4 separate regions of the Homo sapiens genome follow, and regions 2, 3 and 4 are each linked to region 1. A link is a loop called in an ENCODE intact Hi-C map of the cell type or tissue named here. Cell type or tissue: heart right ventricle. All regions are shown on one strand. Each heading gives the region's core, and the rest is flanking DNA. Links, peaks and the distances in the headings are about the cores only. Region 1 has its middle 45 kb from the start of CPMER. Region 2 has its middle 12 kb from the start of CPMER. Region 3 overlaps MN1 (MN1 proto-oncogene, transcriptional regulator). Region 4 overlaps MN1 (MN1 proto-oncogene, transcriptional regulator).

The links. A loop is a pair of places that touch in the nucleus more often than their neighbours do. Peaks named below come from ENCODE experiments on the same cell type or tissue, not always from the same donor. Only the 100,000 strongest peaks of a DNase experiment are listed, where the experiment ranks them.
Region 2: it touches region 1 in a loop (17-fold over the local background); 20 of 110 quality-filtered maps call a loop at or near these places.
Region 3: a loop joins it to region 1, with 2.2 times the contacts of the local background. A loop is called at or near these places in 10 of 110 quality-filtered maps.
Region 4: it touches region 1 in a loop (2.4-fold over the local background); 17 of 110 quality-filtered maps call a loop at or near these places.

What each region holds. Positions count from the first base shown.
Region 1 is chr22:27,667,761-27,672,760 of GRCh38, forward strand. No RefSeq gene overlaps it. Among named protein-coding and RNA genes, the nearest start is that of CPMER, 45 kb to the right of the region's middle. RefSeq lists enhancers at 1-195, 1,572-1,866, 1,672-1,966. In heart right ventricle, for the core only: no CTCF peak of the experiment used is centred there; DNase peaks (open chromatin) are centred at 1,881, 2,462 and 3,111; H3K27ac peaks cover 3,879 bases.
Region 2 is chr22:27,722,854-27,731,084 of GRCh38, forward strand. No RefSeq gene overlaps it. Among named protein-coding and RNA genes, the nearest start is that of CPMER, 12 kb to the left of the region's middle. In heart right ventricle, for the core only: no CTCF peak of the experiment used is centred there; a DNase peak (open chromatin) is centred at 3,968; H3K27ac peaks cover 2,903 bases.
Region 3 is chr22:27,778,295-27,786,525 of GRCh38, forward strand. The region is part of intron 1 of MN1 (MN1 proto-oncogene, transcriptional regulator); the gene reads right to left. Among named protein-coding and RNA genes, the nearest start is that of MN1, 19 kb to the right of the region's middle. RefSeq lists enhancers at 1,635-2,261, 7,103-7,630. In heart right ventricle, for the core only: no CTCF peak of the experiment used is centred there; a DNase peak (open chromatin) is centred at 4,044; H3K27ac peaks cover 3,667 bases.
Region 4 is chr22:27,789,931-27,798,161 of GRCh38, forward strand. It overlaps MN1 (MN1 proto-oncogene, transcriptional regulator), which reads right to left. Exons shown (of 2, transcript NM_002430.3): 1 at 6,833-8,231. Among named protein-coding and RNA genes, the nearest start is that of MN1, 7.7 kb to the right of the region's middle. RefSeq lists an enhancer at 964-1,940. In heart right ventricle, for the core only: a CTCF peak has its summit at 4,567; no DNase peak of the experiment used is centred there; H3K4me3 peaks cover 4,598 bases; H3K27ac peaks cover 2,947 bases; H3K27me3 peaks cover 473 bases.

The DNA.
Region 1 (5,000 bases), core at 1-5,000:
GAATAACAATTAGACATGAGCAAGCATTGGAAGGGGGTGCAGAATATAGGGGGTTCTGGAATTGGAGTGAGAATACCAGGATATTTCACTTCTCTGAGCTTCAGCTTTCTCCTCTGCAGAATGGGCATGAATCAGGGCCAACTTTACGGCCATGAGATCTCTGCAGTTGCACAGAGCCCGGCGCTCAGAAAGGCTCCAAGCTGGGTTTATGTTTTGCTGTTACCGTCTTGAAATTCTTTGTGTGTGTGTGTGTGTGTGTGTGTGTGTGTGTGTGTGTGTGTGTGGCAGAGTCTTCCTCTGTTGCCCAAGCTAGAGTACAGTGGCGTGATCTCGGCTCACTGCAACTTCTGCCTCGCAGGTTCAAGTGATTCTCCTGCCTCAGCCTCCCAAGTAGCTGGGATTACAGGCATGCGCCACCACACCCAGCTAATTTTTGTATTTTTAGTAGAGACAAGGTTTCGCCATGTTGGCCAGGCTGGTCTTGAACTCCTGACCTCATGTGATCTGCCCACCTCAGCCTCCCAAAGTGCTGGGTTTACAGATGTGAGCCATCATGCCCGGCCACCATCTTGAAATTCTTAATTTCTGCACCTATCTATGTTTTGTAAGTGAAGCCCAGTGGGGCAGTGAAGCATGCAGGTGAGCAGAAGAGACTCACGGAAGAAGGGCAAACATTTCCTATTTTAGTACCTTTACTGTACATTTTTCCTGCCTTTTAAACAAGGAGGACTGCAGTTTTGTTTCACACGGCAGCCTGCAAATTTTGTTGCCACCCTAAGCATGATGATACCTCCTGGGCCAGGCTGGGCACCTCAGAGACTCTCAGAGAGTGGCTGGCCCCACCAGTCAGGGGCTCCATCTCTCCCTTTGTAGGTTCCTCTCCTCCACTGGAACCCGGGACGGTTCTCCTGGATGACACCCCTCCTCTTCCTGCCACATTTAGACAGGTTCCAAGCCCCTCCTTTCCACCTCCTTCTCGTCCCTGCCTCCATTTCTGCTCTAGTTTCATCGCCCCAGTATTGCTCACCTAGAATTCCTGCCTCCTGCCAGAACCTCCCAGCCTTTACCCTGCCCTGCCCCCACCCACTCTCTTTACAAGGCTAAGCCCTGGTTCCCCAAGCTTCCACATGGGGCCACAACACCCCACTCTGGGCTCTAGACATTCCCTACCAACCACTGGCTGGTGGTTCCCATGTTCCACATGTCCTTCATTCCCCATGCCTTCCTAACAGCTCCTGTTTATTGAGCACCTACTGTGTGCCAGGACCCATGCTAAGCATCTTGCATGAATGAACTCATTTCATCCTCATAAGACCCCTATGACATAAACACTGTGAATATCTTCAACTTACAGGTGAGGAAACAGAGGCACAGAGTAGTTGATTCACTTGCTCTAAGTCACACAGCAAGTGCCAGAGAGGGCTTGGATCCCAGCAGACTGGTACCCACACCCTTAACCATCACAGAACTTCTCCTCTGTACCTTTGTCCAAGTCAGTGCTTTCTCTAGGTATGTTCTTCCCTGATGGACTTAGTCCACTCTTCAGAGTCCAGAAATATTTGCCAAGTCAGTGAGTGACCAGATGATTTTGTCCCTCGCTTGCTGTGCAGCTTTGAGTGGGTCACTTCCCCTCTCTGGGCTTCCATTTCCTCTTGCATCCAAAGAGAGTGAGCTGAGACCCACTCAGTAGGCAAAGTGAGGCCTCAGACCCACTGGGATTGGCTGCAGCTGCTGTGAGACAGTGAGACAGAGGGAGCCGCCCCATGGGGCCCAGGTTATATCTGGGCCATGACTAAGCGTGCCCAGCCCTAGACCATCTGTCTGTCCACATCCGTCACTGTGAGGAGGGGCCAGGGGGCCACGTCCCTTAGCTCCAGACCCACATGACACCTCCTCTCAAAAGGGCAGAGCCCGGCCTGGAGCTGGGTGGCACATGATGCCTACTCCTCCTGCACTCAACCGCCTCACCCCTGCACTGCAGGACTCACACCCTTCCTTCCTGGGCAGAAACAGCCCAGAGGAGCCTGGGCTGATCCCAGCGCACCCTCGGCCATGACCTTGGGAAAATCCTCTGTGCAGCCAGCAAGCAGATAGCCATTGTCCCACTAATCCGAATAACCGATGCCAGGCTCTGTGCAGATCATCTCCTTGAACTTGCCCATCCCCTCCTCCAGGCAGTCTGCCCAGATAGCTGCTGCCTCAGGCTGATTTAGGGACCTTCTATGGGCTCCTCCACGGCCTGTGCACGTGAGGGGAGTCCTCATATTAGATCCGTTTTACAGAGGGGCAAACTGAGACATGGAGAGGATCAGGACTAGCCCAAGATCACACAGCCCCAGGTGGTAGCCGCCTGGCCCCAGAGGCTGTGGGTTTAAATCATTGAGCATTCCTGCCTACCTGTGCCAGGCACCGAGGGGCATGGGGACAGTAGTGACCAAGGGCAAACTCAACGCCCACCCTGGTGAGGCTTCCATGAGCAAGTGCATACATTCAAGGGACCACCTGTCATTCTTGCTTGCCACATCAAAGGGCGCAGCCTGGGATCCCAGCCTCGTTCTGCCCCACCCCCTCAATGCTTGGCAAACACCCGACTGCATCACTCCTTCCAAGGTCAAGCTGTGTGGACCTTGGGCAAGTCACTTGACCTCTCTGGGCTGTCTTTTTCTTAGTCATCAATATGCCTTGCAAGTCAAATCAACCATATGACTTACTTGGCTGGAACCTCCAAACTATCCATAGAGGTTGACAGATGATCCCCATCATCCAAATGAGGAAACTGAGGCTCAGAGAGGAGGGAGCTGCTTGCCCAAAGTCAGGAAGTGCCTTAAGGGGATGGCAGAGGATGTGGGTGTCCACGGGGGCATAGGTGCTTCCTGCCCAGAGCCAGGGGGTTGGGATCAGCCAGGAGGTGATGGTAACCCCTCCCCTTCCCCAGCCTGCTTCTTTCTGCCCCTTCCCCACCTTCCCCCTTCCCCCTTCCCCCTCCTGAGGTCTCCAAACAAAGCTGCCTTTATCTGGACTGTAGCTGCATTCCTCAGTGACACATGAGGACAAAGGCGGGGGCCACCGGCAGCGACAGGAAAGCCCTACCGCCCCAAGCCAGTTTACAGCCTTCCCACGCCCCGCCCCCACCCGCAGGGCCTCCCCGGGGCCTCCAGGCCTGGCCCGGGGGAGCTCTGGGAGGAAGTTTTCCCCAGGACCCTGCCTCTCTTGCCCCACCGGAGCCTGGCTGTTTGTCCTGGGGAGGAGGCTGAGCTTCTGCAGCCTGGATCCAACCCCAGCTCCGCCCTGGGCCCCATACACACTGCGGGGCCTAGGTGAGTCTCTGAATCTCCAGGCCTCTGCTTCCTGGTCTGTAAAACAGGAGTGGATTTCCGGAGGGGCTTAGTGAGATCATGCAGGAGGCAGCTGGGCACATCGAGAAGGCCACCATGATTGTTGATGGTGGTAGTCTTATTGGTTTTCCATTTCCAGCCATTTTTGAGCCCCTTTCAGTTCCTGAGAGTGCTGCTGTCACCCCAGAGGATTGCACATGCTGTTCCCTCTGCCGGGAACACTTACCATCCCTTGCTTCCTCCCCTGGCTAACTCCTGCAGGTGTCTTCCTAAACATCCCCTCCTCCAGGCAGCCTGCCCAGATAGCTGCTGCCTCGAGCTGATTTAGGACCTTCTATGGGCTCCTCCATGGCCTGTGCATCTCCATCACACAATATCTTGAGTGAACACTGCCTGGGGATCACAGACAGTGACCAGGAGAGATGGGGAGGAGAAACAAAGGAAGTGGGGCTGGGCACCTACTGTGTGCCAGACCTGTGCTAAGCATTTCTCTCTCATCCAGGGTGTTGGGAACCCTCCCAACAACCCTCCAAAGCCAGCTTTATCATTCCATTTAAAACATAAGGAAGCTGAGGCATACGCCTGAGACTCAAGCCTAGGTCTGTTAAATTTCAGAGCCTGGACTGAACACTGCCTGCTGATAGCGGTCACCCCACCAGGCTCAAAGCCCCTTAAGGGCAAAACCAGGGTGGTTTTGTTCTCTGCTGTATACTCATTGCCTGGCACTGGGCCTGGCCTCGCTCACCCATTGCTGATGGGATGGGTTGGTGGGTGAAGTAGCAAGTGGGTGTACAGGGCCCTTTTTTTTTTCTCTTGCTAGACCAGGGAGGGAAGGAGGAAGGAAGGGAGGAAGGAAGGGAGGGAGGAAGGAAGGGAGGGAAGAAGAAAGAAAGGGAGGGAGCAGGGAGGGAGGAAGGAAGGAAGGAGGGAGGGAAGGAAGGGAGGAAGGAAGAAAGACAGGAGGAAGGGAGAGAGGAAGGGAGGGAGGGAGAGAAAGAGGGAAGGAAGGGAGGGAGGGAAGGAAGGGGAGGGGAGGGGGGAGGGGAGGGGGAGGGGAGTGGGGGTGGGTTAGGCGAGAGAAGAAGGGGCCGGGCATGGTGGCTCATGCCTGTAATCCCAGCACTTTGGGAGGCCGAGGTGGGCGGATCACGAGGTCAGGAGATCCAGACCATCCTGGCTAACAGTCTCTACTAAAAATACAAAAAATTAGCTGGGCGTGGTGGCGGGCACCTGTAGTCCCAGCTACTCGGGAGGCTGAGGCAGGAGGATGGCGTGAACTCGGGAGGCAGAGCTTGCAGTGAGCCGAGATCGCACCACTGCACCCCAGCCTGGGCAACAGAGCGAGACTCCGACTCAAAAAAAAAAAGAAATAGGGGTCTCTGAAGCCAGAGCTGGCCCCCTAATCCCACGTCATCTAGGAGTGGAGGCTGGGGCTGCAAGAACAGGATAAGGCCTTAGAGGTTCAAAAAAATAAGAAATGCAGTAGCCTCTCCCCTCCCCCACCCCACCCTGGCCCAGCTCTCCCAGAAGAATGAGCACCATTCTGACAGCCAGGGCCTCCAAACCAGATCTGCACAGTTTGGTGTCCAGATATCGCTAATGACCCACTCATCTCATTTCCATGTTTGTCCCTGGAGCACCTACTGTGAACCAGGCAGGATAGAA
Region 2 (8,231 bases), core at 1,598-6,597, 57 kb after region 1:
TGCAAAGCCACATCATAAAGGGGCATAGATAAGAGAAGGAGTGGGTAAAGAGAAATTGAGGACTTTTCCAATCAGTTTAACACCACAGAGCCTACAAAGTAGAATTTCTGTGCACCAGCTTTGAAATAACACAGTCATTGTGGCTCTGCCATTTTCTAGCCACTTGGTATTTGGTAAGTCACTCAACCTCCCTAAGCCTCTACGTATTCATCTGCCAAATGGGAATAAAAATAGTGTCTACCTCATAGGACCATCATGAGAACTAAAAGAGACAACATGTTTGAAGTGATTGCCACCCTGTAGGTGCTCAATAAATCTTTGCTCTTCATCATCAATACCACCTGCACAGACTAGTAACATGGAGGTTGAAAACTGGACCTGAGTTTAAATTCTAGCTCTGTCATTTGTCAGCTGTGTGACCTGGAGTAAGCCCCTTGACCCTCTGCACCTCTATTCCCGTATCTGCAAAATGGAGAAAATAATAAACACTACCTCCAGGGGCACTGTAGGATTCAGTATAATAATTTCTAAGAGAAGCTCAGCTCAGTAGCTGGCACAGCATTGAGTTCTTGGGAAATTGACATGATTATGATTATTGACATCTGTAAATAGGAATACCCATCTCAAGAGTGGCTCTGAGGAACAACAAGGGTAATGAACCACACAGCACCTTGGAAGCCAGGAAAGGCTTGCATTTATCAATATGGTTTTAGTTGTATGAGACAGAAACACAAATCCAGTTAGTTTAAGCAAAACAGGAGTTGTTCTTAGCTCTTGTTACCAAAAATTCTGTGAGAAGGACAGGTGTGAGACAGGCTCCCAGGATGCCAACCTCATCTAGACATTGCCTTTGACTTCATCTGCCTCTCTTTTTACTGGTCACTTTCTTTTTTCCTTATCTTCACAGAGTGGGGGACACAGCCACAGACAGCTCAGGACTCATCTTCATGGAGGAAAAGGGGCTGCCTTCATCCAGCCCAAGGGCAAAAATCCCAGAGAAGAGCTCCGATTGGCCCACTAAGAGTCACATGACCATCTTTAGCCCAGTCACAGCAGTCAGAGAGTGGGATAGTATGATTGGCAGCCCCCAGCAGAAGCACTTATTGAGAAGAGGAAGAACAGATGCCTGGAAGGAAAGGACGGTTGTGGGATTGGTGGGGGTATATTCTGTGTAGATGAAACAAAAAGGCCTGCTTTTGATGCAGAACAGGTGAGCCCCAAAATTTGGGCTTAGCCTGGGAGGGTTCTTCCCTTTGCCTAGGAAAGAATTCAAGCACAAGCCAGTGGTGGTAAACAGCAGCTTTAATTGAAGTGTCAGTGTGCAGCAGCAGAGGTACTGCTCTTTGCAAAGCAGGGCTACCCCATAGGCAGTGTGCCCAGAGTAGCAGCTCAGAGACAGTCCTACAGTCATATTTATACCCACTTCTCATTACATGCAAATTAAGGAGCAGTTTATGCAGAAATTTCTAGGAAAAGGATGGTAACTTCTGAGTCGTTGGGTTGTTGTCATGGAAAGGGGCATAACTTCTAGGTGTTGCCATGGCAATGGTAAACTGAGATGGCACACTGGTGGGTGAGGGGAGTCTTGTGGAAAGCTGCTTCCATCCTGGCCCTGTTTTAGCTAGTCTTCAATTTGGTCCAGTGTCTGAGCCCCACCTCTGGAGTTGAGTTCTGCCTCCTACTTCAGTTTGGCTCTGTTCCATTCCCTCCAAATCTGCTTTCCCCATTTGACAGTAGAAACCCTTAAGGCTCAGCCAGGTCAAGAGACTCAGGTCACACGAAGTAGGAAAATGTAAAAATAACTTCTAAACTTCACTCTTGACACTATGTGATGCTGTGCCATTTGGAAGGGTCCCTTTTGCCTACGCAGCCCTGCTCTGCACGTCACCCAGCCTGGCCCAATTTCCCTGCATCTTGGTCTCTGTCCATGTGTCCTTGGCACACATATGGAATGAGCTATGGCATTCAGTTGCTCCCTCCCGGACCAGTTGCCACAGCCCGGTACTGCAGGCCCATTCAGCTGAGTCTTGGAGTTGTCAAACATCTCAGAAGCAGTCACCTACATATTTCAGGTCCAGCCAATGCAGCCTGCCTTTGTCCAGCACCATTTGCTGCATATTTCAAGAGAAATTAGATCCACATGACCAAATTCCTCCACACTCATCTCACTCAGGCCAGGGTTTGGCATGAAAGGGCTGTGGGCTGTGGAAAGGTTTCCCTCCCTCCTGCTTGGGACCAGAGCACAGCTACTGATGCGAAGGGGATGACAAGCCCCCAGCCGAAAGTGCAACCAGAGCCTTCAAAGGCTTAGCCCATAGGGTCAGAGCAGGACAAGGGCCTAGGAAGAGAGAAACCTGACATCTCAGCACCCTGGGCACAGGGGAAGGCTAGGGTACAGCCCTTCCCAGCTGCTGGCTGGAAACAGGATGCATGGAGTCCAGAGCTCAGTGCTCAGAAGTCAGGCCAGGCCAACCTGGCACCCCAGCCCCACTCTGCCACTCTGTAGCCAGGTGGCCATAGGCAAGCCTCAGTTTCCTCATGTGAAAAATGGGGATTAAAGTGGTGTCAATCCCACGGGAAAGTGGTCTCATAATGACATTGAGGTGAAGAATGCAAAAGTAAATGTCAGTTGGTACTATTATTATATTGTTACCACCATCATCATCACCTTCATCAGCACCATCACCATCATCATCATTAAAATCATCACCATCACCACCACCATTATCACCACCATCGTCATCACTATTTTCTTCACCATATGGTTACCATCATCATCACTATTACCATTATGCAAAACTTAGTGGTTAGGCCAGGTCTGATGACTTCATCACCACAACCACTGTCCTCCTGCAGATCACCATCATCTTTAGCCTGGAGTACTGATAGAATCCTGTAACTGCCTAGCTGCCTCTAGTGTCACTCCCTCCAAAACCCTTGCTTCTGCTCAAAGCCATTCCATCATCCATAGAGTAAAGCCCAGGCGCTTTCACGTGGCATCAGGGGACTTTCCCCTTGTGCCCCTTTCTGCCTTATCACTCACACCTACAGTCACATCAAGTGGTTCCCCTTTCTACAAAATGTGCCACGCTTCCCTATGTTTCCAGTACTATACACCAGCTGTTCCCGCCACACAGAATATTCTTCCCAGTTGCCTCTCAAGCTCCCAGTGACCTTTCAGGGTTCAGCTCAAATGGCTCCTCGACAAAACTCCACTCTATCCTAGCTGGACAGCATTGCCCGTAGAAGGCTCTGGACTTCTTTGTCAAAAAGGGAGACAAGCATGAGTTGGAGACAGGTGTAAAAGAGGTATCAGCACCAACAGGAGTCTTTCCCTGATGCCATGAGAGGAATTGGGAGGAAATAGCTGTCTCAATGGGGAATTCAAAATTATTTATCTCACGTCCCACTAAGGGGAATGCACCCAGCCCTTCAGGACGCACTGGCATGCATGATGTACCAGGGAGGGGCTCCACACAGAAGTCTACCTCCCCCACGATCCTCTCTGAGCAGAGCCAGCCCCACATTTGTAGGGGACGTGCCTGTTTTATGGCTGAAGTTATATAACTCATCCTTCTCTGAAGCAGACATTCTTAGTTCAAACCCTGACCCCACCCCTTCCCGTCTATTTGAAAGACTTAGTTTCCTTGGCTATACAATAGTTGGTTGTGCTCAAGGACCTCTGGGAACCCTTCCTGTCCTAAGCAGAGAGACAATAGCCTGTGAATCTGGCAGTCCTGTATTCCATCTGACAGATCCGTCCACCCTTAACGTGAGAATAGGAGTTACCCTGCAAGTGTGCTGGAAGTTCCAGCCCTCTGCTTGCTGTGAGCAGGCTCTGAGCCTCGGTGTCCCTAGCAGGGCAGATAATGGGCTTTCCTCTTGCACAGGACTCTTGTGAAGTCTGAATGGCTCTTTCTGAACATGGAGCCAGGCACAGGGGATGCCCCTGTAGCCCTAGTTGTGCATGACTCACGACTCTTATCCATTCCACAACAAGAGCCCAGCCCCAGTGGCCTCTGGCTGGGAGGGGGTTGGAGAGTGAGTTCAGGGAAGCTAGACGCCAGGAAGGGCCACACCCAGTGCCTATTGCTCTCCCCCAACCCCCCACACTCTTTTAAATCTGCAGCCTGCGTGACAGTGCATTTGGCTGGATCCTTAAAAAAATAATTTCAGAGAAAATGCAAATGACACAGGAAAACAAGTTGCAGATGGTGCGTGACTCCCACAAGAGCACCGCCCTGGCTCCTCCCGGGTCCTTCAGCAGCGCCCCTGTTGTCCACCCCCCACCAAGCTGACTTATGGTGTTCCTTAGGGTGGCCCAGGGGAGCCAGCCATGCGGGAAGGGCCCGGCCTCTTTCTTGAAAGGAAGAAAGGAGGGAGGGGGCGGAGCTGTCTACCACCTGCTGGCCGACCCTGCTTCAAGCCATCTCAGCTGCACACCTCCTGGGTGTCAGGCCCTGCCCTGGCGACACCACTAGGATTTGATCTGATCCCTCTGCCCCAGGAAGGAGGCAGATACCTTTAAACTTCAGTGCCTTAGGGAACTATGCTAAGGGAGGCTTGCCTGCTTCATTGATCCACCTCCTACCAGTCTTTCTTTTCTCCTTGTGCTCCAGTCACACTGGCCAACTTGTTGTTTCTTCACACACATCAAACTCTCCCTACCTCTAGGCCTTTGCACTTGGCTTCCTCTGCCTGGAAGGAGTTCTCAAATCCTTCCTCTTCCAAAGACCTTCTCTGATCACCCACTACATAGTAGTCCCACCCCATCATTCTTTATTAAAGCACACAGTTCGTGTCCTTCATAACTGTTTTTACAATTAATAACAATGTACTGGTTTGTGTTTCCTTGTCAATTGGTGGCAACAAGTCAGTGTATTCATCAGTGTTTCCCCAGGGTCTACCACGATGCCTAGAATATGAAGGTGCTCAAATATTTGTAGGAGGGAGAAATGAAATGTTCCTTGTTGGGTGCTTGAAAAAACAAAGAGGCATTTGAGCAGGGTTCTGAAGGATGTTTAGGAGTTCATAAGCAGGGGGGAAGGTAATGGAGGCAGATGAATAAAATGAATGAAATGGAGGCAGATGAATGAAAGAGCAGGGAAACTTGAGCATGCGGGCCTAAACATGAGGTTCAGGGCCCACAGGTGAGCTTCAAATGGCGTGGACTTAAGCCCAGCTCCCCCATTCACAATGATCCTGGGGTTGTAACTTCAGCTCCCTGAGCTCTGTTTCCTCATCTCTAAAACAATAGGGTTGGGTAAGGATTTGTAGAAAAGATACACGGGCTTGGCACACTACTGGACATATAGTCAGTGGGATAAACAAGGCAGCTGCTATTTTCATGCAGGGATTCAGCAGAGGGACTTCTAGGCCCCAGGCTAGGAGAGAGAGAGAAGGGAGGGAGGGAGGGTGGGAGAAAGAAGGAGACAGAGAGAGGAAGAGAGGGAAAGAGAGAAAGAGAGAGAGAGGTGGAGAGAAAGAAAGAAAGAAAGAGAAAAAGGGAGGGAGACAGAGAGAGAGAGAGAAAGAAAGAGAGAGAGAGAAAGAAAGAGAGAAAGAAAGAAGAAAAAGAAAAGAAAAAGAGAAAAGAAAAGAAAGAAAAACAGAAAAAGAGAAAGAAAGAAAAAAGAAAAAGAAGAAAGAAAGGAAGTAAGGAAGGAGAAAGAAAGAGAAAGAGAGAAAGAAAGAAAGAAAGAAAGAAAGAAAGAAAGAAAGAAAGAAAGAAAGAAAGAAAGAAAGAAAGAAAAGGAAAGGAAAGGAAAGGAAAGGAAAGGAAAGGAAAGGAAAGGAAAGGAAAGGAAAGGAAAGAAAAGAAACCTGAGACATCTAGGCCATCAGCAGGGCTGTGAGGAATTCCTTCAGCTTCATGCAGAGAGCCAAGTTCCAAGTCGAAATCGTGGCTGGGGGCCTGGGCCAAAGAACTGGGGGGATAGAATTTGGAGTCACATGACCCTTGAGCAATGCTTTGAGAGACTCTGGCTTAAACCTCCATCTTTGCCTTCACCTAGTCCTCAAGGTTCCAGGCTTTGGTAGTTTCTGCTGAAACTCTTTCAGCTGCCCTTTGCCCAGGCTGCAACCTCTTCCAGAAATGCCCTTTCTCCAGCTGTTGAAACTCCCAGCAAATTTGCAGCCATCTCCATGGCACTTCAGTCAGGCGCTAGCACTAATGCCCAACCCTCTGGCCACTTACAGGACAACCATAGTCCTGACGTTTGTCTCAGGGTCTGAAAGTTTCCAATCAGTGCACTTAGGCTAGGAATAGAGAATCCCATCCACCAAACTAGAAGTTCCTCAAGGAGTGGGATCAGGTTCGCCTTGCCCAGCACGCAGGAGGTGGTGGTCAGCTAATGTTTGTTGAATGAATAAATAAGCAAATGCTTGAACTGTAGAAGGCAGGGGAAATGAGCTTAACCCCACCTCTGCCTTCACCAATACCCCTTCCCCATGACGCAAATCTTATTTCCAATCCAATCAGGAGAAAACTGAGGTTCAGGGAGGTCCTAGTTTGGCCATCTCTGATCTCATCTGAGTCTGTCCCTTTCTGAGTCTGTTTCCCCATCTGTATGGGAAGTAGCACCCCTGGTGCAGGGCCAGCTTCATGAGTGTGTGACGGGGGCAGTCATAAGCCGGCTGTGTCTAAGACTAGGTGGGAGTGGTGACGTCCCCAGAAGGCCCCACTCTCCATGCACTTTTCCTTACCCTGAAGGCAGAAAGAGGCAATGATGTTCTAAGACACACAAAGGACCAATGTTTACTTAAAGGACTCATGTTTACTTCTGCAGGAAAAGAATGAAGGGAAGAGGAAGACAGAGCAACCCACAGTTCCTTCTTTCAGCCTTTCCTCACTCTTCAGTAAGCCAAAAGTAGAGAGTGTTAGTACAGTATGCATGTGGCAAGAAGTGAAATAAAAACAGTTGATTTGGTCAGGCTCAGTGGCTCACACCTGTAATCCCAGCACTTTGGGAGGTCAAGGCAGGAGGATCACTTGAGGCCAGGAGTTTGAGACTGGTCTGGGCAACATAGCAAGACACCCACCTGAACAAAAAATTTAAAAATTTAGCCCAGGTAGGGTAGCGTGTGCCCATAGTCGTAGCTACTCAGGAGGCTGAGGCAGGAGGATCTCTTGAGCCCAGGAGTTTAAGGCGGCAGTGAGCTAGGATAGCACCACTATACTCCAGCTGGGGTGACAGACCAAGGCAATGTCTCAAAATAACAATAACAATAATAATAGTAATAATAATAATAATAACAGTTGAGTTAGTTTTGAGCAGCGTTTCTGCCATTCTGGTAATAATGAAATGCCTGTGTGTGTGCAAGCTATAAATATGAATTTTGTCATTTCAGTGATTCCGCTTACAAGTTAAATGCTCTAATATTTGCGCTTAAAACAGGCATTGTATAATATAAAGATGAGTGGTAAAATTCATGCTAATAACTTATAAAAGTTTAATTTTTCTTTACTTAGAAGGATATTAAATAGCAAATAAAAAATGCCATGACAAGGCAAGAGAGAGAGACTACGGAAGAAAGGAAAAAGTCTTTATATTTTAGTACATTTCTTAATGCCATTTTTCTCTGCTTTTTGAACAAGGGGCCTGGAATTTTTTATTTGTTTTTCTTAGAGAAAAGGTCTCACTTTGTCGCCCAGACTGGAGTGATGTGGCACAATCATAGCTCACTGCAGCCTCCACTCCTGGCCTCAAGCCATCCTCTTGTCTCAACCTCCCAAGTAGCTGGGACTACAGGTGCACGCCGCCACGTGCAGCTAATTTTTCTATTCTATTATTTGTAGGGATGGAGTGTTGCTGTGTTGCCCAGGCTGGTCTTGAACACCTGCCCTTAAGCGATCCTCCTGCCTCAGCCTCTGAAAGTGACCCATGACAAATGTAATCCAAAAAGCCTGTGTTTTTATTTCGTACCAAGGCCTGCAAATGATGTGGCCAACCTGCCTTGAAATGGCAAGAAGCCCAGCCCAACCACATCTGAGCTCACAGCTCACAGCCCTTGATCCCCCACCCCCATGTGACACTGGCCTGGCCACCTCTCCACCTCCCCAGCACAAGAGGTCATCAGGCTCCAGGACGGAACAGTTGAGCGGTCGGGGAATCTCTCAACCTGGGATATGCCGCCTGCCTAGAAGACCTAATTCCAGAGTCTACATCCAGTGGGGTAAGTCAGAGGGTCTGGACAAGGGCCTGGGCCTCTGGGGTTTTTTAAGTGTCCCC
Region 3 (8,231 bases), core at 1,312-6,311, 110 kb after region 1:
CATCTAGCCGTTGAGGGAATTTCTGCCAGCTGCCGCGGCCACTTTCTCTTTCCTGAACGGCACCCAAGACCACCCTCCTAAATTCCGCAGGCAAATCTCTCACTGCCCACTGGAGAATGAGCCATCCCACAGGGGGACGCCCACTCCTCTCCACTTCATGCAACGTGTCATCCCCCTCCCCTCACAGGTTCCCGATGCTTCCTGTGCAGGAGGAGAAGCATCTGTATTTATGCCAAGGCTTAGTGACGTCTGCAATGTGCCAGACGCTGGGCGGAGTGCTTTTCATTATCTGTCTTAATCCTCGCCACGACCCCGTTTAACCCAAAAGACAGATGAGGAAACTGAGGCCCGGGGCAGTAAGGAGATCAGTCCAGTGGAAGGCCACAGGCCTGGCTTCCTGCACTGTCCTCCTCCCCGAGGTCTGGGACGTAAAATCTGACTCCAATGCCTAGCCATCAGGTGACTAATGGAGGAAATGTGAGCATCCTCGTGTAGCCCACCACAGTCAGGTGGGCCCTGATGTCTGTAACAAGCCTCACTCGGGTAGGACAGTGGCTGAAGCCCAGACCACAGCGGCCCAGGCAAATGCAACCTACGAAAGCAGAAGCTGGCTAAGACCAGTGTTCTCAAGGATAAGGGAGGAAGAAATGAGGTGGGCGGGGCTGGGACAAGGAATTCCCATACAGGGGCATCCCTTCCTTCCCTACCCACCCCTGCAGAGATGGGGGTGAAGATCCCTGACCCCGAACCAGCCCCATCTGGGTCCATCCCGGTCCCTCTGCAGGAAATCCTCATCACCCCTCCTACACCTCAGGGGCCAAAGGCAGCAGGGTGCCAGGGTGACCATGATGAATGCTGTCTCTGGATGGGGTCCTCACCCCCTAGGCCTGGGACCAGGATAGGATGCACTCCTGCAACAAAGCACCTGTGCTCCCTGGCACTCAGCAGGTACCAGCTATACCGGCAGGCGCTTCCTCCTCACTGGGGTCCTAGGAGATGCCAGAATTGAGCCACTGGATAGAATAGCTGACTGAGGATCAGTGAGGCAGCACGGCCTTGCCCCAATCACATCCCGGCCCCCAGGCTAGGGGTTCGAACCACTGTCCCGTCACCTGTGGGGAACAAATGGGAAGACCTAAACAGCCAACGGCATGACCTGGTGACGGCCATGAGGAGGCAAGACACAGAGTTGGTTTTTATCTCCAGCATCTGTTGGTAGGAAATACAGCTCCTCATCTCCGTGCCCATAAGTGGTTCTAAGCACGGGCTCAGAAAGGCCTGGATATGAATCCACACTGCACCCCTGGGCAGGTCACTTGGCCTCTCTGGGACTCAGTTTTCTCATCTGTAAAATGGGGCTTGGCATGATGGGTGTTTAATAACTGTAGCTTGTTAGGATTCCTTTGCCACTCAGGGAGTTGGGCAGGAATGCAAAAGAAAAGCTGCCAGAAAGTGAACGCCAGGCCTGGGTCACCCAGGGGCCCAGGCCTCCACACCTCCTCGGGCTGGCCCCAGCTGGGCCTGTGCCTTCCTGTCGGGGTGACCTCTGCAAGGCCTGGAGAACAATGCCTGGGGGAAGGAGGAAACAGAGTCTCCCTGGACCAGGACATAAATTGTGGCCTGCCCAGCTCAGGGAGCCACTGACATGCCCCATGCCCTCCCACCTGTGGTAGGCTGAACCCTTACCTTAGGACCCCAGCACCCTGTCCTAGGGGACAGCCTAACTTGCCCTAACCTATGGCCCAGGGGCTCCAAACCAGAAGGAAAGTTTCTGCCATCTCAGAAAGGGCCAGAACATAGGGAAGGGAAACAGACATTTTCTCAGACACCTTGGGCTCAGATGAAGCACCGTTCAATGCACATCTACTATGTGCCGTCAGATCCCAGCCTGTCTGTGCTCCACACCCTCCCCTGGCTCCCGGCCACACTTTAGAATGGACTCCAAACTGCTAATCTGACCGTGCCTACAAGCCCCGAGCAGTCGGGCCCCTGCCTGCCTGAACTGTCTCTCCCCTCTCACCAGCAATGCCTTTTTCCTAAAATAGGCCCACTCCCCGTCCTGCCTTAGGACCTGCCCTCACTGTCCCCTTGCCCAACCCACTTCCTGCAGAGCTTGATACAGCTGGCTCCAGGGTGCCGGAGCCCATTGTTAAATATTCAGGAATTTTGCAATCCGGCTGACAGCTGACATCACTTTGGTGGCTTGAAATTAGGAGTATTTACACCACGGGAATCAGCAGATGCTGCATATCAGAGCATTTATTTTTCTCTCCCCCTACCCCAGAGAGCCAGGTGTTTAAAAGTAGAATCACCAGAACACTAGTGGCTGGCTCCTCGTCATCACTCAGGGATTCTACTTCACTGTCACTGCCTCTCAGAGACCTTCCTGGTGGCCCAGACTAGGAACTCTCACGCACATCCCCTCTTCTAATTCTCTGCGTTCTTCTTTGTTGTCTGTCATTCTGGCCCCTCCCCTAGAATGTAAACTCCATGAAGGCAGGGCATTTGTCTTTCTCCCCACTGCATCCCACCACTTAGAACAGCATCGCCATGTGGTTAAGTGCTTGGGAGTGTTTGTTGAATGAATAAATATGCCAGCCCTCTTGAATATAGACTATACTGCCTAGAAAGTTTTGAGTATTTTTTTTTTCTTTGAGACAAGGTCTCACTTTGTTGCCCAGGCAGGAGTGCAGTGGCGTGATCACAACTGACTGCAGCCTCAACCTCCCAAGCTCAGATGATCCTCCCACCTCAGCCTCCCAGGTAGCTGGGACTACAGGTGTGCGCCACCATGGCCAGCTAATTTTTTGTGTTTTTTGTAGAGACAGGGTCTCACTTGTTGCCCAGGCTGGTCTCGAACTCCTGGGCTCAAGTGATCCAGCAGCCTTGGCCTCCCAAAGTGCTGGGATTACAAGCATGAGCTACCATGCCCAGCCCTGAGTATTATTTTGAACCTAACCTCAATCACTCACTGTAGTTCAGAGTTTCTCAATCTTAGCGCTATTCACATTTGGGCCTGGAAAGGAGAGTAGTGAGGCCTGTCCTGTGCATTGTAGGACATTGAACAGCATCCCTGGCCTCCACCCATCAGGGACCCATAGCATTCTTCCTCCCTGCAGCCACGACAACCAAAGATCTCTCTAGACATTGCCAAGTATGCCCTGGGGGGGGCAATATTGCCCCAGGGTGAAGAGCATTCCCACTACCCTGTGGGAAGGGTGTTACTCTTCCCAGTTTGTAGCCAGGGACACTGAGGCCCAGAGAGGAACTGGACATGTCCAAGAGTCCCACATGGGAACAGAATAGCTACCTTCTGGCTGACACCAAAGCCCATGCTCTCACCAACCTGTCCAGATGCTCAGGCCCCACAGCAACCCTCTGAGAGGGTCCCAAGAATTATACCTATGTAACAGGTGAGGAAACTGAGGCTCAGAGAGGTGAATCACCTGCCCAGAGTCACACAGCACACGAGTGGCAGAGCCAGGATTCGATCCCAGGCTTGTCTGCCTCCTAAACCCTCCCACTATCTCCTGGGGCAGGGACGCTCATTCACTCTCAAGCTCTCTCTCTCTCTCTCTCTTGCTCTTGCTATCTCTGTTCAGCCCGAGCCTGCCAGGTTCCTGAGGCCCCACCTGAGTTGCCAGACGCAGGGGTTTAATTTTTCTATTGCTGGCTCCCAGACTGTTTATGGTTGACTCGGGCTCCTGGCAAAATGATCAGGGGCCGCGGACCAGCTCATCTCATGGATTCCCTCCACAAGAAGGCTGACCATTACTCACACATATCAGGGAACTATTCCTTGGGGGGCACAGGGAGAGCTGTCGGGTGGTAAAAAATACCTTGGCGCTACCATCCCACTGCTAGGAACACGTGCCCGATGGTGGCAGGCTGTGACCAGACCACAGGGTCTGAATGCCCCGAACAAGGAGAAGGTCTGCACATATAATCCTCCCCTCCCTTCCCCGGCCCCACACCGGCCCAATAGTGAGGCCTGAAATTGCTGACGCAGGGGCAGTGGGTCCCAGCCCGGCCCCGCCCTATGACATTGTGACATTTACTGAGCAAGTCCCCAGTGCCAGGCCCGGGGCTAAGTGCCTGAAGTACAGCCTGGCATCGTTTCCCCTCCAGCCGGCACCACTTGCAAGCCAATCTGTGCCTTTCATTTCTTCATCCCTAAGATGGGACAAACAATAGCGACAATGCCACCATGCACTTCCTAGGTTCACTGATGCCCTATATACGAACCACCTGGTATATAGTCAGTGCTCAGTAAAATCTGGTGCTGGCATATAGTACTTTCTCTGTGTTAAGCAGGCTTCTGAGTATCAACTCATATATATATTAACTTGCTGAATCCTTCTAGCCCCATGAGGCGGGAACTATTATTATTCTCTTTCACCGATGAGGAAATGAAGGAACAGAAAGATTAAGTAACCTGCCCAAGGACACACAGCCAGGAACTGGAATTGCTGGGGTTTGAACCCAGGTAGTCTGGCTTCAAAGCCTGTGCCCTTAGTCACATAATTATAATGCTAGCTAAAACATACTATTTGGTCCTCACAATATTTCTGTGAGGTACACACTTTTTTTTTCCTCTTGTCAATTTTATCTATGAGGAAAGAAAGCTGGGAGCAGTGAAGTGGCTTGTCTGAGATCACCCAGCTCGGAAGAATCAAAACGCCAGGGCTGAAACCCACAGCAACCATCTGACAGGCTATGGTGCTACTGCGGCTTCCCCAAGGTCAAGAATTCTCTCCTGCACGATGTCCACCTCCACAAGAGGAAGGGAACAAGGGTTGCCATCACCAACCACCAACCAGGGGATGTACGTCGTGCTGCTTTTTTTTTTTTTTTTCTTGAGACAGAGTCTTGCTCTGTTGCCCAGGCTGGAGTGCAGTGGTGTGATCTTGGCTCACTGCAACCTCCACCTCCAGAGTTCAAGCAATTCTCCTGCCTCAGCCTCCTGAGTAGCTGGGATTACAGACACCCACCACACCCCACTCATTTTTGTATTTTTAGTAGAGATGGGATTTTACCATGTTGGCCATGCTGGTCTCGAACTCCTGACCTCAGGTGATCCACTTGCCTCAGCTTCCCAAAGTGCTGGGATTACAGGCCTGAGACACCGTGCCCGGCCCTGTCATGGTGCTTTTTAAAAAGGCTTGGAAACCTCTAGTTTAAGACCCAGTTCTGGTCTGCACGAGGCTTAGCCAGATAAAATCAAATCCTAGCTCTCAGGTGAGGGCATTAAGGGGCAGGAAGGGAAGCCCAAGGCCAAAGGTCAACTATAGTCCTGTCCTGGCTCTGCGCCTGTGCTGTGTGACCTTGGCCAAGTTGCCTGCCCTCTCTGGGCTTTCGTTATCTCAACTGGAAAATGTTGTAGGGGAGGGGCACAAAAAACAGGAGAAGGTCTTTCCCATTCTAGAATTCTACCTAAACTTTCACATCAGTGCCATATTGATAGTGAAAAACCACAAGCTTGTGTTTTAGATGTTCACCTACTACAATGTCACAGGGTCTATCACTGTCAAGTCTGGACGTCTAAGCTGCCAAGGCGAGTCCGAATATCTCCACGTACACACACCCAGGCAGGGAAAACTGGGTCAGCAGACACTGGCCCATGGCGGCCAGTGCAACAAGCTCTCAAAGACTTTCCACGATGATGCCGCCGCAGGCTCCTGCTGGTCTGCCTGAAGTCAGCCTTCTAAGAAGTTCTGAATTTCCATTCCTCCCAAAATGGCCACAGAGGCCTTGGCAGAGAGCCGGCCCCTGAGAACTGCCCCTCAGAGGGTACTCGGGAGCTGGAAGCAGCCCCTTTCCCAGAAGTCGTATAAAGGGGAGCAGGACTGGGGACCCTGGATCTCCCCTGCAGTCATACAGAAGCCAGGAGCAGGGGATGCACCTAGGGGATCACAGGCACTCCCAGGGAGCAGGGAACTGAGCCTCCTCCCAGGCCAGGCCAGGCCTGAGTGCACACGGCTCAGATTTCAGGACCAGTTTCTCTGTTTGTTGAAACCGCCAAACACCCCCATATCCACCCAAAATGTGGGCAAACCCAGCCTTTCTCTCTATTTCAGCCTCAATGTGGATGGACTGTCAAAAAACACAACCGCCATTACCATCCGCTACACAATCTAATGTCAAAAATCTCAGACGCAGAGGAGGGAAGGTAGGGGCCTGCTGAGAACTAGGACACCAGTTTTTGCAGGCTTAAAAACAGATCAATTTTACTCTAAAGTTTAAAATGAAACATGCTCTTGTTTGGGGAAAGAATTTCATTAGGGGGAAAATATAATATAAAAATACCCATTTAGAAAGAATGTGCTATTAATTCTTAGCACTCTATGCAGAGGGGAAAATTGCATTTTTATCTAAATGGTTTTTCTGCATAAGCCATTTACAATATTCTTTGCCTGTCTGTAATAGGCCCTGCTACCATTAGTACTGGGACAACCAGGCTGAGGGCTGAAATCGCCCTCAAACACATTTAATACATAACCTCTGAAAATCTATTCCAACAGGGACCTTAGCGAACAGGCCGGCATTCCTTTTTTTAAGGAAGAAATAAATACTGCTGGGTTGTGGGTCGGGGGGAGTTGGGGAGTGGTGTGCTGATGCCGAAGGAAGGGACAAGATGGTTTAAGTTAAAAACAAATGGTATGAGTCCCTTTAGCCAGATGTAAAATTGCAATCGTTTTTTGGTTGGACGATTGCAACTATTTGATCGCCGGCATCTATATAGATGTGCGTGCTGGCATCCGCCACACACACACACACACACACACACACACACACACACACACGGGTTTCCATCAAACAAGCAAACAAGGAAAGGATGAAATTTGGGATATGAAAACAAACTATTTTTAAACGCTAAAGCAAACACACCAAGATAGTAATACTGCTATTTTCCCATTAAACCAAGTTTGTCTCAATTTGAAAAGCGAGAATAATCTAAACAATACTTCCAAACAAACTGCTCGGAGTCTGGGTGTTGTGGCCTCCGCCGTTCCTAACAACGGAAAAACCCCCTCTGTCGAGAAGCAAAAACACAGGCAGGGATGGGGCCGGCCGCTTCTCCACGTCCGGCCACGTCGCACCAAAGGAGTCCTCCCCCACATCTTACGCCTGGACGCCAAGACGTCTCAAACTTAAAAATGCAATACTTTTTCTTTTTTCCAAAAAGTTTTTTTAAAGTCTTCCAGCTCTTTCTCTCTTCGATTCCCAAAATAACTACTTACTTAATACCAAATGTTGGGGAACTAAATTAGTTCATTAAGGAAATGCAGGGGCCGTGATGGGCACCGAGCGTGGGGGCTCTTGCAACTTCGCTGCCATAAGCCAGAACGCCTCTGGCTGCTCTCTTCCGGCTTTACCTAGCCCATAAATTCTTCCTTTAAAACCAGGAGTCTAGAAATGTCATAATTATAGCTGATACAGGTAACAGGTGTGCCCCCCCCCCATGGCCCCTCCCAGCCCCACCACGGCCATCCAGACAAGCCTCTGGAAGATTTAGTGGTCTTGCCTGGGGTGTCGTAATTACCGGAAACGACTCCAGTTTTAAGGGTTAGATAAAGACCCTCTCCAAATTTAAGGCCAGACACCAATGTCCATTAGACTTTAACGGGCCCACATAAAAAAAGAAATTGTATCCTCATCTCTCCAAATGCCTGTTTCCTCAGCGCCTTCAGTTCATTTCAGGCTGGCTCAGCGCCGCAAAGACTCCGTCTGGCCCTCACTCTGCAAAGGCAAGGCCTTGGTGGGAACCGACGAGATGAGCGAGGAATTAAGCAAATGGTGGGGGGTGCCGAAAACACCATTTCTCAAAAACTGTTATGGCCGAACCCTGGCATTTTGATGGTTGTTTTTTGAGTGGAATTTTAGCCCATCTTCTGAAGGCAGAGAGACAGGAAGGCTGTGGGGAGCCCAGAGAGGAAGAGGGGGGCCCCCCAAAGAAGCCAGGCTGAAGTGCTCGCACCATCAAAATGACACATGCTCCCCTTTACAGACTCAGTGTTAGGAAAGGCCAAAGCTGAGGGCTGTTTTGCTTTGTTATTCCTTTTCTCAGCTTCCGAGACTTATGCATACTTTTTCTTCCTTCTTTGGAAGTCAAACGATGCATTTCTTAAAAGTTAAACACACACACACACACACACACACATCCTCCTACCACCACCACCACCATGTGTCAAGGAAGCAGCATAAAAGGTACTGCAAAGAGGTTGAAGATT
Region 4 (8,231 bases), core at 2,163-7,162, 120 kb after region 1:
GGAGGTACCTAGGGTGCCAGTCCAATATGGTCTTGTCAGGCCCAAACTGGAAGCTATCGGGAACCCAGTTTCAACCCCTTGGATTTCAAGACTGGGAGAAACCCGTGGCCATTTCTCCCCTCTGTGCCCTTTTGGGCAAACACCGGGTTGGGAGCAGATACTTCACTGGCTGCTCAAACCTCGGAGGCTGCTGATTAAAATGAAGGCCGGCACACAAAGCGGGTCTCAGCATCCTATAATAATTACATCCCGAGAACATGATGCCTTTCAAAAGTCCCTCCCCACACAAGTAAATGAAACTTAACTCTGCTTCTCAATCCTGGTCACAAAATAAGTTTGGAGGTTTTGCCCCCTGAAGCGCACACTTGGCAGGGTATCATCTCACCCACGCTCTGCAAAGCGGCTGATCACCCAGGTGAGGCTGCATGCTGTCCTGTCATCGGAAGATGGCAGGAAATGACCAGGGCCACCTTCGTGCGGGGTGACCCATCGGGCACAATGTGCCAGGATCCCAGAACCATCTCTCCTTTTGAGGCCTGTTCACAGTTTCTCGGGGCCCTGGGTGGCTCTGAGCTGGGGACTGTGGCTGAGCTGTTCTGCATCAGGACACAGAGGGTCCCTGCAGGCAGGACCATGACTAATTTGAAAGCCCAGTGTCGTCTCCGCCACGTCGTTGGTACAAAAAGATTACAATAAAGGCTAGGAATTTCCATAAATGAGAAGCAGCGTCCGCTTCCCACAACTGGTGGGGGTAGGTGGGGGGGGAGTAAAGAAGGGGAGGGGGCACTGATTCAAAGATTCCTCTCCTGGCAGGAAACTGGTGTTAGCTGAACTCAGCCAGAGAGACACCTCCACGTACGCTCACGCACAAAACCCAGCGAGGGGCGACGTGCGTCTGCTACTGAAATACTCCAGATCAAAGTCACCCACAGCCCAGGAGGCCCGGGAGGCTGAGATTTCGTAATTAGGATCTTCAAAATCCTCCCTCTATTTTTAGGACTCACGCTCATTCAGTCCTTTACAGAATCAGAACCTGTCAGCTAAGGCCATTGAGACTGAAGGGTGAGCTCCTTTCCCCGCTCGCCTTCAGAAAGCAGATTAAGGGTAAACTGGAGGAGTGACTCCAGATTGGATGGAAATACACTCGGCCATGCATATGTATATATGCGGATGCTGGGATGGGGCGAGGGGGAGAGAGGGGGGCTTCTTCACACACTGAACTGCATGGGGCCCTGCTTTGCTCCCCTGAGATACAGACCCAGAGCTTCCACCCACCTCAGCTGTGCTCTTTCGAGCTGGCCCCCAGACCACTTCATTTGGCTCCAGTGTGTGTGAGAAGGCGAGGAGGCTTGAAAAATTTCCTCCAAATGTCCCTCTTCTCAATCACGCACTCATGTATACATCAACATCTCCACCAAGAGCGATCAAATCCCACACTCAAATCTGTCCACCCAAGACGCGCCTAAATATAGACACCATCCTAAAACAAACACATCGTCGGCAAGTCAAAATCCTGACTTGAGTCAAAATGATGAGGTTGGGCGATCCTGGCCCCTCCAGACCAGAGAACTGGGTGGAACAAGCAGCGGGTAGTGAGAAAAGGACAGAAGGTGAAACCACTGGTTGCAGCCCCCCACCCCCTCCGACAAACAGAGGACCGCTCTGGCATGAGAGGATTTGGTGTTTTTATGTTGCGGTGTGCTTGGGAGGCCTGCTTGCTCCCACACACTCCCCAGACATTTGATCCTATTATATAAAGCTACAGCCTTTTAATCTCTAAAAATAACCAAACAGAGGTAAATACAGTATTCCTTACCAAGAGTGTTTATCTCTCCTAAATGCTTTCGGCAAAGCTGATCACTCCCTGGGCAAAGAACACAATCCGACGTCATTGTCATTCAGGTGGAGAGAAACGGGTCACAAGTGATTCTGCTACATTTTCCAGCATAAAGTGAGTTTAGGAGATCCTGTGAAATCCCAGTGACCCACTCAAGTTGGCCCTTCCACAGTGGGAAGAATTTTCCTCCTCTAATTTCACCTGGTCCTGCCGGACTATTTATTAAAAATGTATATTTTATATCAGCACAGGGTATCAAGTAACTTCTTGGCAAGAGTAGCCGCATTTTCAAAACCTATTAAGATTCTTTGTGGAAATTTAAATACCTCTGTCAGGCAAACAAAATCATATCAGGAATCATAGAATTTCCTTGCTAGAAAGAGAAATTAGATTAACTAACTCTCACTCCTTTCCTAGAAACCTCAATAAACTAGAAGTACATTTCAATAGTTCCTTATTTCCGGTCTGAAGGGGCCTCACAAGAAATCTAAATGAATTTATATTAAAGAAAGCTATACTTGAGGAAAGCCCTTCAATCTATAAAAATTGCATATATATATATATATATATATATATATATATATGAATATATAAATATATTTTGCATATTAGAAAGCAATGGCTATTTAAAATCAAAACAGCCAGAAAACCCAGTGGTAGAAAACCATGACAAGTTCAACACTGCCAGCTTTCAGCCCCTTAAAACATCCTTGTCCTTTATTAATATTTAGTAGAAATGTATGATTGCAGATGTGTGTTAGGTTGGGGTTTTATGTCAGGAGGCGGGCAAAGTAGACAGGTTTATTACAGCCATGAAATATTAAACAAGCACCAAAGAACAGTAGTTTGATGTCCTGGGATATCCAGGGAGCAGGGAGGCCCAAACGTCAGCTGCACAAAGGGGGCCCTATCTGTTTACATTATCCCTTATTAACACCTGCGAAGTTTTGGGTTACATCTTCCGGAGGCGCAAAAGTCACATGAAGGCATACAACTCGTGCTGGGTAATTTCACAGGGAAACAGGATTGCAAAGCTCTTTGCCTTCCCCCAAACAAGTTCAAATGAGCCTTAAAAATTCTCTCAGGAAAACAGTGCTTTGCTCTGAGGCTAGGACCTACCTGCCCCCCCGCCCCAAGTCTGCCCTATGTCTAAAGAAATTCCATGTTCAAATCTTGCCTGCCTAGGATTGCTCAGTGCTGTTACTGTGTTCTGACTGCAACACTGAGAGAAGCATGAAATTCCAAAAATTTCTCTGGCATCACTGTAAAAATATCATACTTCCAAAAAGGGCAGGATTGCTTGCAGAGTGTGTACCGAGACTGCTCCCATTTCAATGTATGTGAAAGAGTACTTCAAGACTGCCCTGGGTTTCAAGATAGAGCTACCAGGGGAAAGGAGGTTTGGCAAAGATAAACGTATTACAGAATACGGTTAATTCAACTTTTGAAAATTGTAAGGGGCAGGAGGGGAGAAAACGTACTTTTTCCAACTTAATATGCATTATCTATAATCTATCATTATCTCTCCTCTCTGTGTTGAAATTCTTCCGTAGCCACACACCTATTACAAAGATAGGTGGATGAAGACTATACTTTCAGGGATCATTTCTATAGTGTGTTACAAAGATAGGCGGATGATTTTGCAAACTCTTTTTAAATCCATATAATTCTCACCAATTTAATTGATGTTTGAATAGGCCCAAACTCAGGCTGGGTTTTGTTTTTTGTTTTTTGTTTTTTTCCTTTCCACAATCTCACCCTTCCCCCACCACAACTTTGTACAAATAGAGCCTCATGCTCAGAGGTAAAGTTGCATTATATAAAAGTTGTTGGGTGGGTTGATTAAGAAGTCAAGAGAAGCATGATTTGGAGAGACTAGCTAGATTTCCTGGTTTAAAAAAATCATCATCCCATGTGATGTTGGCCTAGACTTTGCGAGAACGACAACTTGCCAGTCAAGTTCCCTCCCCTCCAAAGGACATCTCAAGCCCATAAGACAATCTGGGCACGTCCCAGTGGCTGCACGCCTTGTACAGTTCTGAAGACTTATTCGTTCCCTCCAATCCGAGCACGGATCATTTTGTTAAATACCGACTAGTATTTTGTCATTGGAGCGAAGAATTTCAGAAACGGTGTTAATATTTAATCACATTAGTACTGGCATGTTTTACGGCGTGACAAAATAAAATATCATTACAAAAATGGGCTTTGCCTGCAAGGGGAGTAGAAAAAAAAATGCTGGGGCTGGTACCTAGAGAAGGTCCATTCAAAGCCATTGGACACCACTGCTCAAGGCTAATGGGACCATGAGCATGTTTTTAAAGGAAAAGCAGAACATTTTGCTATGATTTTTTTTTCTGTCTCTATTTCGAAGTGGCACACTTCACTCTGATTTTCAGTGAGGGGACTCAGGGGCCTGTAGAAAGCTCTGTGTACCTATTTATACAACGTGTGCAGATGGAACTACAGGGTGTTATCATAATGAAAAGTTTAATCATCCTTATTTACTACCAGTAAGGGAGCAGGATTCAGATGCAGATACCTTATAAAGCCTTAACTAGCAACCCCAAGGCTACAGAAGCTTCGAGTGACCTCAATTCGCTGCTTTATCGAGGAAACTGTCCTTCCCACACCACAGAGTAGAAAACAAAGGAGGTCAAGTGGGTGTCCCTGCTGGTGCTTATAAGACAGCCAGCCCTGCTGGTCCCTGATGGAAGTCCCTGTCGCCCCGCATGCAGGGGAGGGCTTCCTTTAGCTTACAGGAGAAATCAACCCTAAAGTGACTAGCATCTGTTTCTAAAAAATATTTTCATTCATCTGACTGTGATGATGACACAAACAAAACATTTCTTTGGTGACATTTCTTCATTCACAGCCTGCATCTTCATCTCTAAAGGAAGGACTGGAAAGGGGATGGGGAGAGACAACTTCTAAAAATCTCATTAAAATGACCCTATACCTGTCCACCTAGTCTATGAAGGCCCTTTAAAAGACTTGAAGATGAAGTGCTACTGTTTTTCTTAAATGGATTCTTTAAATCAGGGTTGTTGTTTTTTTTTTTTTTAACTTTTCTCACCTCATTTTGGCCAATATGTTCTTAATTACTAGGAGTGGGAGGGGAGGATGAGAAGGGGAAGGGGGAGGGGCGGCTAGGCCAGGCCAGGCCAGGTAGAAGTGACAGGGGCTGAGATTTGTGCTAACCAGCTATCGATCGGGCCAGATCGAGATGTCGTGTACAAGAAAATAAAGGGGTGGGGGGAGCAAGCAGGAGGCTGTGTCCAACTCGATTTTAAAAAGGGGGGGAAAAAAGGGAGAAGAAGCTGAGGGTCCCAAACTAACCAATTTATGGCCTTGCCTGGGAGAAGCCTGGAGAATGCTGATGCTGGCCGCAGCGTCTGCTGTGCATGCTAAACACCCGGCTTCAAATGAGAGAGTGCGTCCCGGGCGTCCTGGGCTGGGCAGTAACCGCGGAACAAAGAGAAAAAGCAGAGAGGCCGCATTCATGAATTAGAAAACCTAAGCGGGAAAGCTACCCGGGATGCGCGCCTTGAAAGCCCCAAGTTCTGAACCACCCAACTCCCAGCCCACTCTCGCTTCCTCTCCTCTTGCCTCCCCCAGCCCCCATGCCATTCTCCTAAAACCTACCCTCACCTTAAATCCAGGGTCAAGACATGGCAGGATGTGGGGAGGATGAGGGAAACGAAGGCAGAGGAGGAAAGAACTGTAAAAGAGGGCAAGAATTGCACTGGGGGGGGACACATTTTCAAAAACAAGGTTAAAATGCCAGCCACTGGTTCCATGGTGATAGTCTGTCTAGGGAAACCAAGGGAATTCAACTATAGTTTAAAAGAAAGACATAGAAAGAAAGAAATGATGTTACCTGATTTTAAGAAGCCATTAGATATATATAGATACATATATAGACACACATACCTATATATACACCTATATATATACACACACACACACACACGCACTTTATATACAGACATTTTAAACCTCCATTCAGATAAAATAAATATCTACGGCAACCCAGTCATCCTTAGGTTAAAAAGAACTGTTATTACTTTAACTGGAATGGCAGCCCATTTACTAACCCCACCCCTCCCACCTTAAAGGCCTCCAGGCCTGGTGGGGAGGGGGTGCTTAGAATGCAAACGAAAGCTGGGACAGGACATCTGTCACCAAAGCCAAGCGAGATATTGACAAACACGGATCCTTTGTGTCTTAAGAGTATATATCCATATCCCCATACACAAATGATGTCCAAGCCGACCCCACCCCAGCACTCCCCCTCCCCAACCCCACCAAATGTCAAGGGGATGCGCCCTGAAAAGGTTCCCTGCCTCCTGCAACCCCCACAGGTCTCCCGTTTTTCAATGAAACTCTGATAGTTAAGAAGAGACAAAATAGCTATTCATTAGGAACAAATGTCAAATTAGGCGTTGCCTCTGAGTGATGCTGCCGACACCAGGGCTGGTAACTTTTTTTTCCTAAAAATGCTGGCACCTAAAAGAACTAGCGCTAGAGGCTGACTAACTAGGAAAAGGTGGGAGGCGTTAACACAACTTCCCAGGTGTCCTGCCAGGGAAGGCGGCACACAGCTGCTAAAAAGTGGAGCCAGCCTCAATGTTGAGGGTGGGGAGGGGTCTTAGTGTGAAAGGGAAGGGGCAATTCAGCTAAAACTGGGGGTGTGGGGGCGGCTGGGCGGGGTACTCTACAAGATTCCCAAAGGGCTGCCATCTAAGTTTTTGCCACCCTGTGGCACTAGAATCTACCTGGTAACATGTGGGGGGCTTGGGGGCAGTGTGTGTGGGGGGGTCTGTCCTCACAGCCCTTGGTGTAAGCAAAGGTGGGATAACCAGCTCCTAGTTGGGGATTAGGAGGGTTTGTGCCCTCCAAACCTCAAAGGACCCCAAAAGGCGAAGGCTAAGTCCTGCCCTGGGGATGGGGCGGGTCACCCGGGAAGTGAGAGGAAAACGAGTGTGCATATACCTTCTTTGCTGTTGGGGTTCTGGGGTTTGGCCTTCTCCCAGGGCGCCAACGTCTTGTCGTCGTCCGCGCTGTCCACCAGGGCCTTGTCAGCGGGCATGTACCAGGCAGCGCTGTGCTCTGCCATCAGCGAGTCCAGGTCAATGGTGCTCATGGCGCTCTTGACCGCCTCGGAGCAGCAGCTGCCCAGCTCGCTGTCGCCATTCTGCGCCCCTGAGGCCCCGACGGCGCACTCACCCTTCTTGCCACCCTTCAGCCCCAGAGGCTGGTCCTCGGAGATGCTGAACTGCTGCCTCTGTAGCTGGATCTGCGCCTGAAGGATCTCCAGGGGGTGGATCTCGTCGGGTGGCGGGGCGCCGCTGCTGCTCGTCGGGGTGCGGACCTGCTCCAGGCCCGGAGTGCCCGGATGGCCCGGGCCCCCACCGCCGCCGTAGCTGTCAGGGGTCGAGGTAGAGTTAGACATGATGCCCAGGCCGAGGGCGGGCGGGGGCGCCTTCGGTCCGTGTTCCCCGGCGCCTACCCCACGGGGAGGGAGTTTGGGCGAGCCGGTCACCAGGGGACTCCTGCTCGCTTTAACTAGTGCCTGGGGGTTGTCAGAGCTGGACGACACCTCGTCCTCATTGGCGTAGCTCGTGCTCACCTCGTCCGAGGCGAACTCACCCACGTTTGGCGAACTACTGTCCGACTTGGCCCCGCCGTCCAGGGACCCAATGAGGTCCGGCTGATCCCCCAGGAGCAACTCAGCCCCCTTCCCCCAGGATGGCGACGTGAGCGCCTTTTCGTGGGGCGTCGGTGCCCCGCGCGTCTCGCCTGCGGAGCTTCCCCCGACGGCTGCGCCTGACGCTTGCTGCTGCCCTGGGCTCACCCCAGGTGCGCCCCCGCTGTCCGGAGCCGCCGAGTACTTGTCAAAGAAGGTGCCAGGGCTCACGTGACCACTGTCCCTTTTTCTGCGACCCCGTCCCCGGCCGCCGCCCCCGGAGACCGGCTTGCCGTCATTCCCCGACGTGGATTCCAGGGTGTAGTTGGGGGAGAGGCTGGTGCCGTCCCCCTGGGCTGGAGGGTTGGGCGGCCCCGAGGCTTTGGAGCCGCTGCTACTGGTCCCGGACGGGCCTCCGGGTCCTGGGGCCCCAGGAGCAGTCCCTCCTGGGAAGTAATCCGAGCCCGGGTTGCCGGCCACTGCCGCGCCGTCGGTCTCGTTCTGGCTCAGTTTCCTCTTGCCCTCTGGCGGGTTCTTCTTGTTGAAGGTCACGTTGAGGTTGGGGGCCCCGAGGCTGGCGATCATGTTCTGGCAAGCGGTGGAGAGCGCAGCCAGGCAGCTCTGGCCGAACAGGTTGTCCTTGGAGCTGGGCTTGTTGAAGGAGCCCAGCGAGAGCGCGCCCAATTTACTGGCCGAGGTGCGCTG